Linked DNA regions of Homo sapiens: region 2 is linked to region 1. Evidence: read pairs that join two places in POLR2A ChIA-PET (ENCODE). Cell type or tissue: B cell. All regions are shown on one strand. Each heading gives the region's core, and the rest is flanking DNA. Links, peaks and the distances in the headings are about the cores only.

What was found. ChIA-PET counts read pairs that join two places held together with the same protein. Peaks named below come from ENCODE experiments on the same cell type or tissue, not always from the same donor. Only the 100,000 strongest peaks of a DNase experiment are listed, where the experiment ranks them.
Region 2: POLR2A ChIA-PET joins it to region 1 with 13 read pairs; 15 of 35 experiments call an interaction of 5 or more read pairs at or near these places.

What each region holds. Positions count from the first base shown.
Region 1 is chr18:3,236,704-3,245,667 of GRCh38, forward strand. It overlaps a transcript of MYOM1 not described here. Among named protein-coding and RNA genes, the nearest start is that of MYL12A, 6.6 kb to the right of the region's middle. In B cell, for the core only: no CTCF peak of the experiment used is centred there; no DNase peak of the experiment used is centred there.
Region 2 is chr18:3,057,573-3,066,830 of GRCh38, forward strand. MYOM1 (myomesin 1) reads right to left here. Exons shown (of 38, transcript NM_003803.4): 38 at 9,235-9,258. Among named protein-coding and RNA genes, the nearest start is that of LPIN2, 49 kb to the left of the region's middle. RefSeq lists enhancers at 3,079-3,373, 3,741-3,870. In B cell, for the core only: a CTCF peak has its summit at 5,571 (motif pointing left); a DNase peak (open chromatin) is centred at 5,579; H3K27ac peaks cover 593 bases.

The DNA.
Region 1 (8,964 bases), core at 3,098-5,597:
GTAAAGGTCACAGGTCTTGGCTAGAGATACACACTTGGTGATCGGTGTATAAGTGGTATTTAAAGCTATGAGAGTGGATGAGGTCAGCTCAAAAGGACGGCTGACAGAAAAGAGAAGAGATCCAAGCACTGAATCCTAGGCTACTCCATGTGATTAGCGAAATTAGGAGGAATTGGCAAAGGAGACTGAAGAGTAACCACAAATGAAGGCAGAAACCAGGACAGTGTGGCATCCTGGAAGCCAGAGAAGAAGGTATTTCAAAGGTGAGGGAGTGAGCACCTTTTCTAATACTATTTGAGAACTGTGAATTGGCTATGAGGATGTAGAGGTCACTGGTGACCTTGACGAGCACACATTTGATGGAGTGGTCAGAAAAAAAAGATTTATTATAGCAGATTCAAGAGATAATTGGTCAGAAAAGGATCACTGAGAAAGAAAAAAGTAAAAACTAAAATAAAGAGAGAATTGGGTTTGTATACCCATGTTCATAGCAGCACTACTCACAATAGCTAAAATGTAGAAGCAACCCAAGTGTCCATCAACAAATGAACAGATAAGGAAAATGTGGTGTATACATATCGTGGAATATCATTCAGCCTTAAAAAGGAAAGACATGGCCGGGTGTGGTGGCTCACGCCTGTAATCCCAGCACGGTGGGAGGCTGAGGCAGGTGGATCACGAGGTCAGGAGATCAAGACCATCCTGGCTAACAAGGTGAAACCCAGTCTCTACTAAAAATACAAAAATTAGCCGGGCGTGGTGGCGGGCACCTGGAATCCCAGCTACTTGGGAGGCTGAGGCAGGAGAATGGCGTGAACCCGGGAGGTGGAGCTTGCAGTGAGCCGAGATCACACCACTGCACTCCAGCCTGGGCAACAGTGCAAGACTCCGTCTCAAAAAAAAAAAAAAAAAAAAAAAAGGAAATACATTCTGACATGTTACAACATCGGTGAACCTCAAGAACATTATGCTAAGTGAAATAAGCCAGTCACAAAAAGACAAATACTCTTATGATTCCATAACTTACATGAAATACTTAGAGTGGCCAGAATTCTAGACAGAAAGTAGAATGGTGGTTACTGGGGGAAGGGAGGAATGGGGAGTTATTGTTTAATGGTCATAGAATTTCAGTTTTACAAGATGCAAAGAGTTATGGAGCTGGATGGTGGTGATGCATAACACTACAAATATATTTAATCCACTAAGCTTTTAGTTCCCAACCTTTTTGGCACCAGGGATCAGTTTCGAGGAAGACGATATTTCCAGGGACTGGGGCAGGGGTGGCGGTCGGGGGGCAATGATTTCAGAATGATTCAACTCATTACATTTATAGTGCATCTTATTTCTGTTATTATTACATTGTAATATATAATGAAATACATATACAACTCACCATAATGTAGAATCAGTGGGAGCCCTGGGCTTGTTCTCCTACAACTGGACGGTCCCATCTCAGGGGTGATGGGAGACAGTGACAGATCATCAGGCATTAGATTCTCAAAAGGAGAACATGACCTAGATTCCTCGCAATGCACAGTTCACAATAGGGCTCATGCTCCTAAGAGAATCTAAAGCCACTGCCGATCTGACAGCAGACAGAGCTCACGCAGTAATGTGAGCGATGGGGAGCAGTTGTAAGTACAGACAAAGCATCACTCCCTCCGACCTGGGGGAGGGGGGAGGCAGGGGGTGTTGGGGACCCCTGCACTGAGCTATACAATAAACATGGTGAAGATGGGAAATTTCATGTTATGTACATTTTACTAAATTGGTGGGGGGGTGGGGGCATCGAGAACCAGTGAGTACAGGTGACTTGGTGACTTATTTAAAGGGTTTTCTATAAGGGAGCAAGAAAATAGGACAACAGCTGAAGCGAGTTTTTGTTGTTTGTTTGTGATACGGTACATTAGTTTTTTATTGCTGCTGTAACAAATTACCACAAATTTAGTGGCTTAAAACAACACAACTTAGTCATCTTACAATCTTGTAGGTTGGAAGTCCAATGTGGATCTCACCAGGCTAAAATTAAGCTGTCAGGGAGACTGTGTTCCTTTCCTGAGGCTCTAGGGGAGAATCAGTTTCCTAGCCTGTTTCAGCTTCTAGAGGCTTCCTGCATTCCCTGGCTCCTGACCCCTTCTTCCATCTTTAAGGCCAGCAACATTGTATCTCTTTGACCCTTCTTCCACAGTCACATCTTTCTCTAACAGTCTTCTTCTGCCTCCCTCTTCTTCCAAGACCTCTTGTGGCAACGCTGGGTATACCCAGATAGTACAGGATAATCTCTGTATTTTAAGATCAGCTCATTATTAACCTCATTCCATCTTCTCCCTTGATTCTCCTCTGCTGTGTAACCTAACACAATCACAGGTTCTGGGAATTAGGACAGGGATATCTTTTGGGGGTCCTTAGTCTGCTTATACATACGGGGTACATTACAGCATTCATGTTGATGGGGATACTCCAACAGAGAGAACTTGATGATGCAGGAGAGGGCAGAATTGCTGGTGTGGCATGAGCAAGAAAACAGAGGAGCTGGCTTTCTATAGGAGCAAGGAGAGTTCCTCTCTAGTTAGCAGGAGAGGAGGGGGAGGACAATGCATGAAGACAGATGTTGGCTGGTGGGTAAATGTGGTGGGGGCTCGTGAGAGCCATTATCTTCTCAGTGACTTAGCAGCAAGGTTGTCAACTGAGAGTGAGGATAGAATAGAATGTGTTAGAGGTGTGAAGAGACAAAAGTTATAAAACTGACATCAAATAGACAAGAGCATGGGCCAGGGGATGGTGCCTCATGCCTGTAATCTCAACACTTTTGAGGCCAACGCAGGCAGAGAGCTAGAGCTCAGGAGTTCAAGACCAAGCCTGAGCAACGTGGAGAAATCCTGTCTCTACAAATAATACAAAAATTAGCCAGGTGTAGTGGTGTACACCTGTAGTCCTAGCTACTCAGGAAGCTGAGGTGGGAGGACTGATTGACCCTTAGGAGGCCAAGGCTGCAGTGAGCCATGATGGTACCACTGCAGTCTGGCCTGGGTGACACAGCAACACCTTGTCTCAAAAAAAAAAAAAAAAAAAAAAAAAAAGAAATTGAGAGAGCGGAGCATGAAAAGACTAGAGAAATGTTGTGGGCATCGAGGGCCCACTTGAAGTCTGTGGTCATTAACTTAAAGTGCAACCACTTAGCTTGTTTCCTACACTCAAGTGGACAAAGAATTCATATATTTATTAGTCAGAGTAGTAAATTTCTCCCTAAGAAATTTACATGGATTATTGTGCTTTATCCTCACAACCACTGAATAAAGTGGGCACTATTATTATGCCCTTTTACAGATGAGGAAACTAAAAGATTGGCTAAAGTAAGCATCGACTATAATTTTTGTTTTAGGTATTAGTTTTATTTCGGGGATTCAAAAATAATATTTGTGTCATAAGATTAATTTAGTAAATGTAATTTAATCACTACGTTTATTCATTAACGAACTATTATAGTATCACTATGTTAGGCTATATACTTCAAAACAGCTTAGATATCAGGAATCTTTGTCTTTTAACAGTTAAAACAGCATTTCTCCAGTTAACTATCAGAGCCAGTGATATGGTTTGGCTGTGTCCCCACCCAAATCTCATCCTGAATTCCCACATGTTGTGGGAGGGATCCGGTGGGAGGTAACTGAATCATGGGGGCAGGTCTTTCCCGTGCTGTTCTCATGATAGTGAATAACTCTGACGAGATCTGATGGTTTTAAAAAGGAGAGTTTCCCTGCACAAGTTTTTCTTCTCTTGTCTGCCACCATGTAGACATGCCTTTCATCTTCTGCCATAATTGTGAGGCCTCCTCAGCCACATGGAAATGTAAGTCCACTAAACCTCATTCTTTTTTAAATTGCCCAGTATCAGGTATGTCTTTATCAGTAGCATAAAAATGGATTAATATAGCAAATTGGTACCAGTAGAGTGGGCGCTGCTGAAAAGATACCCAAAAATGTGGAAGTGACTTTGTAACTAGGTAACACACAGAGGCTGGAACAGTTTGGAGGGCTCAGAAGAAGAGAGGAAAATGTGGAAAAGTTTGGAACTTCCTAGAGACTAGTTGAATGGCTTTGCCCAAAATGCTGATACTGATAGTGACAATGAAATCCAGGTTGAGGTGGTCTCAGATGGAGATGAGGAACTTGTTGGGAACTGGAGTAAAGGTGACTCTTGCTATGTTTTAGCAAAGAGACTGGTGACATTTCGCCCCTGCCATAGAGATTTGTGGAACTCCGAACTTGAGAGAGATGATTTAGGGTATCTGGCAGAAGAAATTTCTAAGCAGCAAAGAATTTAGGAGATGACTTGGTGCTGTTAAAGGCATTCAGTTTTGTAAGGGAAGCAGAGCATGAAAGTCTGGAAAATTTGCAGCCTGAAAATGCAATAGAAAAGAAAATTCCATTTTCTGAGGAGAAATTTAAGCCGGTTGCAGAAATTTGAATAAGTAACGAGGAGGTGAATGTTAATCCCAAGACAATGGGGAAAATATTTCCAGGGCATCTCAGAGGTCTTCATGGCAGCCCCTCCCATCACAGGACTGGAGGCCAAGGAGGAAAAAGTGATTTCATGGGCCAGGTCCAGGGTCCCTATGCTGCAGGCAGCCTAGGGACTTGGTGCCCTGCATCCCAGCTGCTCCAGCCATGGCTGAAAGGGGCCAAGGTACAGCTCGGGCCGTGGCCTCAAAGGGTGCAAGACCCAAGCCTTGGCAGCTTCCACATGGTGTTGGGCCTGCAGTGCACAGAAGTCAAAAATTGGGGTTTGGGAAACTCCACCTAGATTTCAGAGGTTGTATGGAAACACCTGGATGCCCAAGCAGAAGTTTGCTGCAGGGGCGGGGCCCTCATGGAGAACCTCTGCTAGGGCAGTGCAGAAAGGAAATGTGGGGTGGGAGACCCAACACAGACTCCCTACTGGGGCCCCACTCAGTGGAGCTGTGAGAAGAGGACCACTGTCCTCCAGACCACAGAGTGATGGATACACCGACAACTTGCACTGTGTGCCTGGAAAGCAACAGACACTCAGCGTCAGCCTGGGAAAGCAGCCAGGAGGGAGGCTGTACCCTGCAAAGCCACAGGAGCAGAGCTTCCCAAGACCGTGGGAACCCACCTCTTACATCAGCGTGACCTGGATGTGAGACATGGAGTCAAAGGAGATCATTTTGGAGCTTTAAGATTTGACTGCCCTGCTGGATTTTGGACTTGCTTGGAGCCTGTAGTCCCTTTGTTTTGGCCAATTTCTCCTATTTGGAATGGCTATATTTACCCAATGCCTGTACCCCCCTTGTATCTAGGAAGTAACTAACTTGCTTTTAATTTTACAGGCTCACAGGTGCAAGGGACTTGCCTTGACTCAGATGAGATTTTGGACTGTGGACTTCTGAGTTAATGCTGAAATAACACTTTGGGGGGCTGCTGGGAAGGCATGATTGGTTTTGAAAAGTGAGGACATGAGATTTAGGAGGGGCCAGGGTGGAAGGATACGGCTTGGCTCTGTGTCCCCACCCAAATCTCATCTTAAATTCCCACGTGTTGTGGGACGGACCCAGTGGGAGGTAATTGAATCATGGGGGCAGTTCTTTCCTGTGCTATTCTCATGATAGTTAATAAGTCTCATGAGATCTGATGGCTTTAAAAAGGAGAGTTTCCCTGCATAAGCTCTTCTCTGCCACCATGTGAGATGTGACTTTCATCTTCCGCAATGATTGTGAAGCCTCCCCAGCCACATGGAACTGTAAGTCCATTAAACCTCTTTCTTTTGTAAATTACCCAGTCTCAGGTATGTCTTTTTTTCTTTTCTGAGATGGAGTCTTGCTCTGTAGCCCAGGCTTGAGGGCAGCGGCATGATCTCGGCTCACTGCAACCTCCGTCTCTCAGGTTCAAGTGATTCTCCAACCTCAGCCTCCCGAGTAGCTGGAATTACAGGCACGCACCACCACGCCCAGTTAATTTTTGTATTTTTAGTAGAGATGGGGTTTCACCATGTTGGCCAGGCTAGTCTCGAACTCCTGACCTCAAGCGATCCAGTCACTTTGGCCTCCCAAAGTGCTGGGATTACAGGCATGAGCCTCTGCGCCTGACCTCGGGTATGTCTTTATCAGCAGAATGAAAACAGACTAATACTGCCAGATAATTTATTATCTATATAATCCTTATTCCTTTTTTTGTTTGCTTTATTCATATTCTCTGTTCTTACATCTCATTTAGTATTTTAATTTTTCTAAGCATGTATCTATTTAACTTATTTTTTCAAATTTTCTAGTATGGAAGTAATAAGTATCCCCAAATACCCTTAATTCAATTTCACATAATTTTTTATCTCATTTATCATCCCTGACTTTAATGATAATTCTGACTAAAGTTTTTTAAAAAGCAATTCTTTATATATGTAGAATCTTCTATATCTTTGTAATATATTATTTGTAGTTTTGGTGCTCTAAAATTAATTATTATACAGATTTATGTAAACGCTTATTCATTTAAAAGAAAGGAGCTCCTCCTACTGTTTTCCTGAATTAAAGGATTAATGCTAATTGTTACATCATAAATATTTCATGTATGAAGAATTAGAATTCCATGTATGTAGGCAAAACCAGAATGTAAGCCATGTCCCTTAACATTCAATAGTTTCTTACATGCAATAAAAATTGCAAGTGATCCATATAAAATCATTGACTTAGGTTGTAAATACCAAGGATCCATTCTGCTATGCTTCCTTGCTGTTGTTTGGGTAACGAAATTTTCCTACTTTGGACCAAAGGAGAAAGCACAGTACAGTAAAATAAAATATGGGCTTCGGGCTGGGCCACTTACTAGCTATGTGCACTTGAACAATTGACCAGTTACCATGTATTTACCGGCACCTGTGGATATTAGGCATTGTATTAGGAGTTAGAGATATGTGGATAAATATCCACATATTTACTGTTTTCCTTTCTATTCTACCCCCGGACAATCAGAGACAGGATTTATAACCCAGGTTCTTTCATTACCTTTTGGGAAACCTGTGCAGATCATTCAAGTATTTGAGCTTGTGTCCCAATCAATGAAACGGAGGTAATAATGTCTATCTCACAGGGTTGTTGTAAGAATTATATATTAGAAATGTTTATATAGAATACCTAGCACATAATAGGCACAGATAATAATAACTGTCCATTCCATTTTTTTCTCCCTTTAGATCTCACTTGGGGAAAAAAAACACCACCACCTTACTCTGAGGCAGGAGCAATGGATAGTGACCTTGTAGAAATTATAGTACTCCCGAAATAATTGATTGCTATAAATATTGAGTTTCCAAATGATTAGTGCTGGGTTTTCTCAACCTAAGCACTACTGACTTTTTGGGCTGAATAACGTTCTGTTGTCGAGGGCCGTCCTGTGCATAGTAGGATGTTTCGCAGCGTCCCTGGCTTCTCCCCACTAGATGCAGTATCTGTCCCGTTTGTGAAAAGCAAAACTGTCTCTCCAGACATCGCCAAATGTTCCTTCAGGGCAAAACCCAACCACCACTCCTCCACTATTGAGAACCACTGCAATAGTGGATCATAAGCTCACATTTAGTGGGCCTTGAGAGGTATTCTAAAAATTAAATGACATAGAATTTGCTATGGACTGAATTGTGTGTCCCCTCCCTGCCAAATTCATATGTTGAAGGCCTAACCCCCAGTGTGACTGTATCTGGAGATATAATTAAAATATAATTAAGGTTAAATGAAGTCATAACGGTCGGCCCTAATTCCATTAACACTGAAGGCTCATAAGAGGAAGAGATCCCAGCCATTTGGGAGGCACAGACGGGCAGATCACTTGATGTCAGGAGTTTGAGACCAGCCTGGCCAACATGGTGAAACTCTGTCTCTACTAAAAGTACAAAAAAAGAGGCCAGGTGTGGCGTCTCATGCCTGTAATCCAAGCACTTTGGGAGGCTGAGGCGGGTGGATCACCTGAGGTCAGGAGTTGGCAACCAGCCTGGCCAACATGGTGAAACCGTCTCTACTAAAATACAAAAAAAAAAAAAAAATTAGCCAGGCGTGGTGGCACATGCCTGTAATCCCAGCTACTTGGGAGGCTGAGGCACAAGAATCACCTGAACCTAGGAGGCAGAGGTTGCAGTGAGCTGAGATCGTGCCACTGCACTCCAGCCTGGGCGACAGAGTGAGACTCCATCTCAAAAAAATAAGTAAATAAAAGTAAAAAAATAAAAATACAAAAAAAAAAATTTAAAAAGGAAAAAAAAAAAAGAGGAAGAGAGTGAGATCTCTCTGCCACATGAGAACACAGGGAGAAGGCGACTGACTATCTGCAAGTCAGGATGAGGGCCTTCAATCGAATTGGCCAGCACTTTGATCTTGGACTTCCCGGCCTCCAGAAGTATAAGAAATAAATTTCTGTTGTTTAAGCCGCCCAGTGTGTAGTATTTTGTATGGCAGCTAAAGCAGACTAATAACAGAATTGAAAAGAACAGAATAGAAATCCTTGAAAAACATTATAGGTAGTCAAGTATTTCTTAGTGAAATAAATTTCTTACTATGAGTATTGGTCAAAAGATTGAGGGAGGATGGCTTGAGCCTGGGAGATGGAGGCTGCAGTGAGCTGTGATAGAACACAGCACTCCAGCCTGGGCAATAGAGCAAGACCCTGTTTCACTCTATTTGGAGCAGAATTCAAGTCTCCAAACTTTTAGTAAAAACGTGAGAAGGAGATTATCACATGGAGGCAAAGATCTCCCATAGGGTCCAAAGGATAGAAATATCAGAGTCAGAGGCCTTTGATGGTGGGTCCAGTCATGAAAACTGAGTATCAAAATACTAGGTGGACATTTGAAGAACATTTTATCGAGATGCTATTTTTCCACATTGGTTGACTAACCGTTTTTAAATCCATAGTTGTGGAATGAATAAATGAATGAATGAACACAGACTACACAATTCCTGTTCAT
Region 2 (9,258 bases), core at 4,472-6,971, 180 kb before region 1:
TGGTGCTGCCACATAACGAAGGATCACAGACTATGTGGCTTAAGCAACAGACATGTATTACCGTCTGAGATCAAGATGTTTGTGGGGTTGGCTTCTCCCAGGGCCTCCCTCCTCGGCTTGCACATGGCCACATTTTCCCTGCTTCTCCACGTGGTCTTCCCTTTGAGTCTGTGTCCTAAACTTCTCACAAGGACAGCAGTCATTTTGGGTTAGAGCTCACTACAGTGACCTCATTGTAACTCAATTACCTCTTTAAAGACATAACCTCCAAATACAGTCACATATTAAGGTACTGGGGGTTGGGGCTTCAACATATGAATTTTGAAGGACACAATTCAGCCTGTAATAAAGACAGAATGAGTTTGGCCAATGCCTTTTTTGTCTGGGAGTAGATATTGAAGCTCACACCTGTGTATACCTGTCTGCTCTGGGGATGCCTTCGTGGTACCGAGGGATTTTTTTTTTTTTTTGGAGATGGAGTTTTGCTCTTATCTCCCAGGCTGGAGTGCAGTGGTGCGATCTCGGCTCACTGCAACCTCTGCCTCCCAGGTTCAAGCGAGTCTCCTGCCTCAGTCTCTCAAATAACTGGGACTACAGTTGTGTGCACCACGCCTGGCTAATTTTTGTATTTTTAGTAGAGATGTGGTTTCACCATGTTGGCCAGGCTGGTCTGGAACTCCTGACCTCAAGTGATCTGCCTACCTTGGCCTCCCAAAGTGCTGGGATTAACAGGTGTGAGCCACTGCGCCCAGCCAGCCGAGGGATTTCTTTAACATAAATACTCTTCCCTTCAGTCTTGAAACTGGCTAAAACCCTCCTGCTCATCAAAACACAGAGTAAATGCTTCTGTGTCCACAAAACCTTTTCTGATTCCTGTAATCCACCTTCCCCTGTACCCTAACCTCACTGCACAGCAAGCATCGCACTCTCCTTGAACTCAGAGGATAGCATGCTGTCTGTCTCTTCCCTATGAACACGTTGCTTATACTGTGGTTGTTCACATTCTGGTACTGCTAACACATCAGTTAGCAGTAAACATCCTGAGGGCGAATCTCCATCTGATTCATCTTTGTTTTCTCACAGACATTGCTCAGTAAACATTTGTTGAAGGAATAAGTGAATGATAACAATAGCAACAAAACTGGCATATATTTTACACCTAAAGTCAAGTATCGAGAAGTTCCCCAAATCCATGATCAATACTTGACTAATTTTAAGACATAATGTGCTTAGCAGAATTTTTTCAGCTCCCCAGAGTAAATGCTTCAAGGCCAGGCACACCTGTAATCTCAGCACTTTCAAGGCCAAGGCAGGTGAATCACCTGAGCCCAGGAGTTCGAGATTAGTCTGGGCAACACAGCAAAACCCTATCTCTACAAAAAATACAAAAATTAGACAGGTGTGGTGGCCTGCACCTGTAGTTCCAGCTACTTGGGAGGCTGAGTTGGGAGGATCAATTGAGCCCAGGAGTTCAAGGCTGCAGTGAGCCACTGCACTCCAGCCTGGGTGACACAGGGAGACCTTGTCTCAAAACAACAACAACAACACCCCCACCCCACAAAAGAGAAAAACAACAAAAATGTTAATGCTTCAAAAGCCTGCCTTGTGGGGCAGAGGAGGCACGTAACTAATGCATACCTTTATACAGGCCAATGAATACCTCCGGCAAAAGAAAATATCATGCTCTAAGGGTGTGTAATTTTCAAGGACTCATGCAAGCGGTCCATAGAAGAAGTGAATTGAATTAGAATTTATTTATTTATTTATTTTGCAGTGACTAGCCTAATCTCTACAAAAAGTACTTTAAAGGCTATAAAAGTAAATTCTTTCTGATTTTTTTTCCCTTTTCATTTTAAAGGGAGTTCCCAGAATTTGACTCTTGTTTTGAATGATGTCTTTGTAACAAACTTCCTGTGTTGACAAAGGACACGCTGAATTTCTGTTACTGTGGCTACCACAGAAATGAGAGCAGTTCCAATCGTCTCACTGAATTAAGGCCTTTATACAATTTCTTTCAAGTTTTCTAATTTTTATTATGTTTGTAGCTCTATAATATACAACCATAAAACAAGATAATATTACTATAACAATAATAAACAACTGTATCTCTATATATCTCTATATAATACACAAATAACACAGTAACAATACTTTACAACAATAACTCTACAGCATACCACTATAATAAACATTTGAAGTGACATGTGGGTTTTTTTTTTTTTAACTTCCCCTAGTCTTTGGACTTATTTTGCTTTAAATTATTTATCAACAAAGGTCTGAACACTTAATAACCTCTGCCTTATGGTGATACATTTCCTCATTATTTTAGTTTTGTATTATCAAAATAGAGTGAAAATGAGACAAATTGTCTCTGAACCTTAGCTATGCAGGAGATCAATCTGCTTCTACTTCATAAAAGTTGTTCAAATGTCACTGACAGGTTCTAGTAGAACCAGGGACATCAAAGTGTCTATTTAAAAGCTAAAGTGATTTTAGCATGACCATATTTTAAAATGCAAATGAATTTTTTCTATTACTCTAGCTAAAATGGCTTCTCATTATCATTATGTTTTTATATTTTTATGTTTTCTTTGAGAAGGAATCTCGCTCTGTTGCCCAGGCTGGAGTGCAGTGGCGCAATCTCAGCTCACTGCAACCTCTACCTCCTGGATTCAGATGATTCTCCTGCCTCAGCCTCCCAAGTAGCTGGGATTACAGGCGTGCACCACCACGCCCAGACGATTTTTGTATTTTTAGTAGAGATAAAGTTTCCCCATGTTAGCCAGGCTGGTCTCAAACTCCTGACCTCAGGTGATCCACCCACCTCGGCTTCCCAAAGTGCTGGGATTATAGGCGTGAGCCACGGTGCCTGGCCTATATTTTTACTTACAGCTTTTCTTTTTCTTTGCTGCCTTGTATTTAAAGGCAACAATCTTTTTTTACACAGCGTTAGAAATGCTCAACCACTTTTTGAAATGTTAACCACCATAATGCAGCCCAGATAAGAAACAAAATTAAGAGCCTCAAGAAATACAAAATTGAGAAACATTCCAACTAAAAACGTTTAAACAAAATAGTCTCATTCTTTATAGATACGAAGTTTATGTGTAGAAGCCAATACACATTTCCTGCCTCTTCCCCCTCACTTCCTGGCCGCCGGTGCTACAGAGCAACTGTCCTGCCACACTTGAGTGAGATGGAAAAAACCAATTCTTCACCCCAGTTCACTTCCATGACTTCCGGCAGTGTCTGTTCAGAGGTCAAAGCTGTTGGTGATTTTCCACTTGTGCTGGACATAAACCTGGCAAAAAGGCAGGAATTTTAGGGACAGAGGGCTTTCTACCATGGCAGGTCAGAAGGGCCTGGGGGAACAGGGCCTGACCCACACCAAGTAAATATTTGTTGAATGAATGAATGAATGGAAGAAATGGTATCTTATGGTTTGTCTTTTTTGGAGACAGAGTCTTGCTGTTGCCCTGCCTGGAGAGTGGTGGCACGATCATGGCTCTCTGCAGCCTCGAGCTCCTGGGCTCAAGCATCCACCCATCTCAGCCTCCCAAGTAGCTAGGACTACAGTCATGTGCCACCATGCTCAGCTAATTTATTTTTATTTTTTGTTTTTGGTAGAGACGGGGACTCTCTGTGTTGCCCAGGCTGGTCTCAAATTCCTGGCCTCCTGAAGTGCTGGGATTATAGGTGTGAGCCACCGTGCCCAGGCAATGCCCCGTGTTTTTAATAGAATGACGTAGAGGTAATTGTTTTTTCTTTCTGTTTTGAGATGAAAACAAGGAATTGGTTTCATTTTCATTATTTTTTCATCTGTACTTCAGTGCTGCTGAAACTTTCACCTGAGAGGAGGATTTCAGATTTCTCGATTCTGCCCCCGCAACGAGTTGCTTCTCTTCTTTCTCTGCACAGTCTTCACTTTCATGAAGCCAAATGCCTCCTTGCAATTCAGCTCCTGGTTTTGAGTGTGTAAGGAAGACACACGCTTCTCGTGAAATTCTGGAGAATGTCTCCGGACTGCGTGGGAAGCTTATGAACCAGAGGTGCCTGTACTGACAGAAGCCTGTGAGCAAAGAGGGTTCCGAGAACTGGTTAGCTCTTTCTAGCCGGGAATATTAAGCTGTAAAGAACAAGGAAATGGAGGGAGCATTCACATATGTACTGCAGTTGGCATGGGGGTCTCCTTGGAGAGGCTTCCTGTGGGCAACTATGGGTGCATTCAGTAGGGACATTTAGATAACTAAGATGAGCCCTGGAACAACCAAAATAGAGTCAATGTAATAAAACACTCTCTGATTCTGGGACACGTCCCCCTCGTCTCTGAAAGGAAACACTTGGCTTCAGTTTGGCTCAGCAATGTAACACCTTTTCTCCCGGCTTAGAACCAGCTCTTAGCAAGCAGAGTGGGTGGCTTTTGTGTGATACCATGGGCACTAGTAACGCCTCAGGCTGAAGTCCCGGCCTGATAGGTTATGCCCTTAACCTTCTAAAACCAGAAACGAGAGGAAAGAAACCACAGAAGGAAACTGTAGAAACTCAACCCCAGGGGAGGCGAGCATTACCTTCATAATTTATTGCAAACAGTGCCTATTTTGTTTCCAAAGTGTTTTAAATTAAACTTAGTTGTGTATCATTTGGAATGTAAATATTCATCCTCAAAAGTGAGTAGCAGGGAGTATGGACTGTCTGAGTAACCACAGTGTGTGTGTCTGAGCTTTGTGACAAGTCTACTATGCCTTCTTGATGCTGGGCTACAATTAAAGCATGTTCTAAAAAAAGTAAAAAATGCACTTAGATGTTAGTAAGTATGAGCTAAGTAATTTTGGAAACTTTGGTGTGCATTTTAGAGATTGAGATTTTCATTTACATATATCAGTTGATTCTTCAGAAGCAATTTAAATAACTTAAGACTGTTTTTTAAACATAATCTTATCTCTAAAGCCCAAGGTAGAGGTCAAAATGCAAATATTTGAGGCTGTGATGTGATGGTCACTATGTATCCAGTTTGTAATCCTCCATATAACTGATGTATTAGTATTTTATCTAAACATCTTGCTGTGGGTATGTGAAGCAGGCCCACAGAACAGAACTAATGAACACCTGAGACCGTGCCAGTGTGTTCATTTAAAATGCGCTGCACCTTGTTCTGACACTCGATTTGTTGTAGATATTTGATCCTCTTGAGGCTTGCTTTTAAGCTCTGTTAGGGTGGGGCCAGAGGAGTTTTTAATCCAGGATTAATTTCTCACCTTAGTAGTGCCCCACTATGGAGGAGAAACTTCTGAGGACTCTACCCGAGGCCCACGTATTACAAAGTCTTTTCATTCCGGCTGGTGGACACGGACTCTGTTTCCAGCCCGCGTGAGCTCCAAGAATTGCTTGGCCTGAGGCTTTCCAGATTTCTTTCTCCCGTGCATTTGCTGAATAGTACTCAGCCAAAGAGCATGTGCAGCCTCCAGCACCCTGTCTTCGTGCAACTCTCCTCTCTCTCTTATTCTTTCTCATACATTTTAGACGACCCCGCCTCATTGAACCTCAGTCTCTGTCCCCTCAATTCAATGAGACTGACAGGCTCCCCCTGCTGGGCTGCAGCCTGAGCACTCTGTCTAGGCAAGAAGAAGCTGGAGCAATCACAGGTGTCTCATCACTTTCCCCTTCTCTCAGGCATCTTGGGCCTGCACATCTGCTGGCCAATGCCCTAAACGGTTATTTTTCCATATGTTTTGATATTTTGCCTGTTTTTCTAGTTGTTCATGGTGGGAGGACAATTTCCATAACAGTAATCCTTTGTGGGCAGACAGAGAATCCCGTCTAGCGTAGTTTTGCATTTGCTTCCCTGAGGCCCCGGACCTCGACCATTTTTATGGGAATTCTTGGCTTGAGATTGTTACCATGTGGTGCTGTAAATTTGCACCCCACAAACATGCAGTACTAGTTTGAGGAATCCATTAAATTTTCTTCCATCCAGAACCGCCCCCAGGCAGATGGAAAGCTTCTGTATAGCTTCTCTATGTCAGTTGGTGATATTTTTACTATTCCCATTTTTGTTTTGACTAAGCCACTCTTTGTGCATCTCAGATTTGTGCAGGCATCTTGGGTACCAACTCACTACCTTGAACAATCCAGGTCTACATCTCTCATTCTGGCATGTGTATTAAAACTCCAGTCCCAGATCTTAGAGGCTATATCTAGGCAAAAATTAGTATTTCTGCATTATGTAGGCTGTGCATATTTGATTTTCATGTACTTGAAATGTCTTAGCCTAGTGACTAAGTCCAATTTTTTTTTTTTTTTTTTGACAGAGTATCACTCTGTCTTCCAGGCTGGAGTGCAGTGGTGCAATCACAGCTCACTGCAGCCTTGACCTCCCAGGCTCAAGCGATCCTCCTGCTTCAGCCTCCCGAGTAGCTGGAACTACAGGCTCGTGCCACCACCCCCAGCTAATTTTGGATTTTTTGTAGAGATGGGCTTTCACCATGTTCTCCAGGCTAGTCTCAAACTCCTGGGCTCGAGTGATCCTCCTGCCTGGGCTTCCCAAAGTGCTGGGATTACAGGTGTAAGCCACTGCACCCAGCCTCCAGCTTTGTGATTCCAATGTAAAATGTTTAATTGACTGTGATTTTATGTTCATCTTACTAGGTTTATATACAATATGAGAATATTTATGAAAACTCCAAATTTTCTGTATTTATATACTTAGTTTAGTAGATAAAGTTATTTAAGTTCTTGAGACAGTTTTGTTTAAGTCAGACAATAGTAGTCCTTAAAGTGGAGAGAAAATATATTAATTTATAAATAAAGCTTAACAAATTAAAGGGAATTAAGTTATGCTATAAAAAGCAGCCTTAAACTTAATGTTCTTCAATAGTCAGATTTTTAAATGGAAAAATAATGTTTTAAAGTTGAACTTCAAGAATTTAGGAAGATCTAGGTTTTAAAATGTGTCACTTGACTATTATATATATATATATATATTAATTTTTTTATTTTTTTAATTTTTTTGTGATGGAGTTTCGCTCTTGTTGCCCAGGCTGGAGTGCAATGGTGAGATCTCGGCTCGCCACAACCTCCGCCTCCTGGGTTCAAGCAATTCTCCTGCCTCAGCCTCCTGAGTAGCTGGGATTACAGGCATGTGCCACCACGCCCGGCTAGTTTTGTATTTTTAGTAGAGATGGAGTTTCTCCATGCTGGCCAGGCTGGTCTCAAACTCCCGACCTCAGGTGATCCGCCCGCCTCGGCCTCCCGAAGTGCTGGGATTACAGGCGTGAGCCACTGCACCCCAGCCTATATATTAATTTTATAAAACTGAAGTAAACTCTGAATGGTCTTTTCTGTGTTCCAAGTTGATCCTTTAAGTACCACTACTTCACATTTACCAGGTCACAGATTCATAAATTTTTATGTGTTACAAAGTATCTTCGGCACCATTAAAGTGATGGATCTATAGTTTCAGTTCTATTTTCCCCTGTAGAAATAGCAGCTTTTTACCTAAGCTATTAAATCTTGAGGTCACTGGTTTAGTTTGGTCATAATAATGGCTGAAATAATTCTTATAGCTGTTTTGTTGAGCAATCTCAGCGTATGGAGCTCCGAACACAAAAGCCATCTCCCCAACTCACTGCTGCTGTGTCCCAGCAAACCCCTCTGCTGGGCGCAGGGGTCTTAGGGCACACTTTGATTTCATACATTTTTGCACAATTTCAGAATTTGGAATACACTGTTTTAAAATTTTGTTTCCACCTGATTCAACACCCGTCTTGCTTTCTCCCCAGTCTGGGATCCAGCAGGTGGAAATTAGGGAAGGGGTGGGAGGTGCTGCTTGCAGAAACCTCACCTCTCTGACACTGGGAGCTCTGTTGCTGGCTTTTTGAGGGGTGTGGTGGGGGCTTTTCGGAGAGTCTTAGGGGCCTCTCGCTTGCACAGCCCTTGGCCCTTGGCATGGGAGGTCTGCCGCCGCTTGAACCTTTCCCACCCCCACCCCCACCCCGCCACCCTCCCATCTTTAGCTCCCCAGCAGGTGTCCACCCACTGGCAGTTTCCTTCCGGGTCAGCTTGTTCAGATGTAGCCCTCTTACTGAGGCAGGCAGAACCGCAGACTGCTCATGGCCAGCCACCTTCCATGGGGTCCGCTTGACCCTTGGGAAGCTCATCTCCTTGCCATATCTGGGAGTGAGAACACAGCATCTGGCTCCTGCCTGGTGTTCAGTGTCATAGCAGCAGCATCCAGCACTTGTTTGGACAAGTGGATTGGCCACAGTCAGATGAGAAGCAATTTCCAGCCTTAAACTTGTAAAGGAGAGGGTGTGTAGGAGCCCCTGCCAACTGTATAAGGAAATTTCTTGTCTCATCCGCTACCTTTGGCAGGAGAAAGAAGGGGAAAAAATTGTTTTTATGAGATGGTCTTGTTCTGTTGCCCAGGCTGGAGTGCAGTGGCGCCATCATGGCTCATTGCAGGCTTGACCTCCCAGGCTCAAATGATCCTCCCACCTCAGCTTCCCAAGTAGCTGTGACTATAGGTGGGCACCACCACACCCAGCTGATTTTTAAAATTTGTTGTAGAGAGGGGTCTCGCTGTGTTGCCCAGGCTGGTCTTGAACTCCTAGACTCAAGCAATCCTCCCGCCTCAGCCTTCCAAAGTGCTGGGATTACAGGTGTGAGATACTGCACCCAACAGAAAAAAACACCATGACGATTTTCCTAGAATGGTGTGTGTTATGTGTGTGTGTGTGTGTGTGTGTGTGTGTGTGTGTGTGTGTGGTGCTGGGGTTGGGGAGGACAAAACTTTCTACAACAGCTGCTGCTGGGATGCTGACCCTCAGCAAACCCCTCAGGGAGTGGCAATTTCCACAGCTGGCAGTTCTCTGAGCTCAGAATGAGGCTTCTTATGTACCTTTTATTCTTAGCTGTGGGCCCTTAGTCTCCAGTTCTGGCAGGAGGCGCCTCACACCATCTTATCACATGTAATTGTCACATTACATTCAATTGCCTTGTGTATCTTATTAATGGAATTGGCTTGATTGTGTGGTAAGCCACCAGATGTGCAGTGGCCGTGTAATTTCACACCCCTGAACCTCGTTGAGCTCAAACGACTTATCTGATCATGTTGCAAGGTACTGCTTTCACCAAAAGGAATTTAAATCAGAAGATGTGGCACAAGACGCGTTGAGAAAGAAGCACCAAGAAGCCACCCAACCTAGCAGCAAAACAGCAGGAATTTGAGAAACAGTGTCGGGGAAGAGGACAGACGTGAAA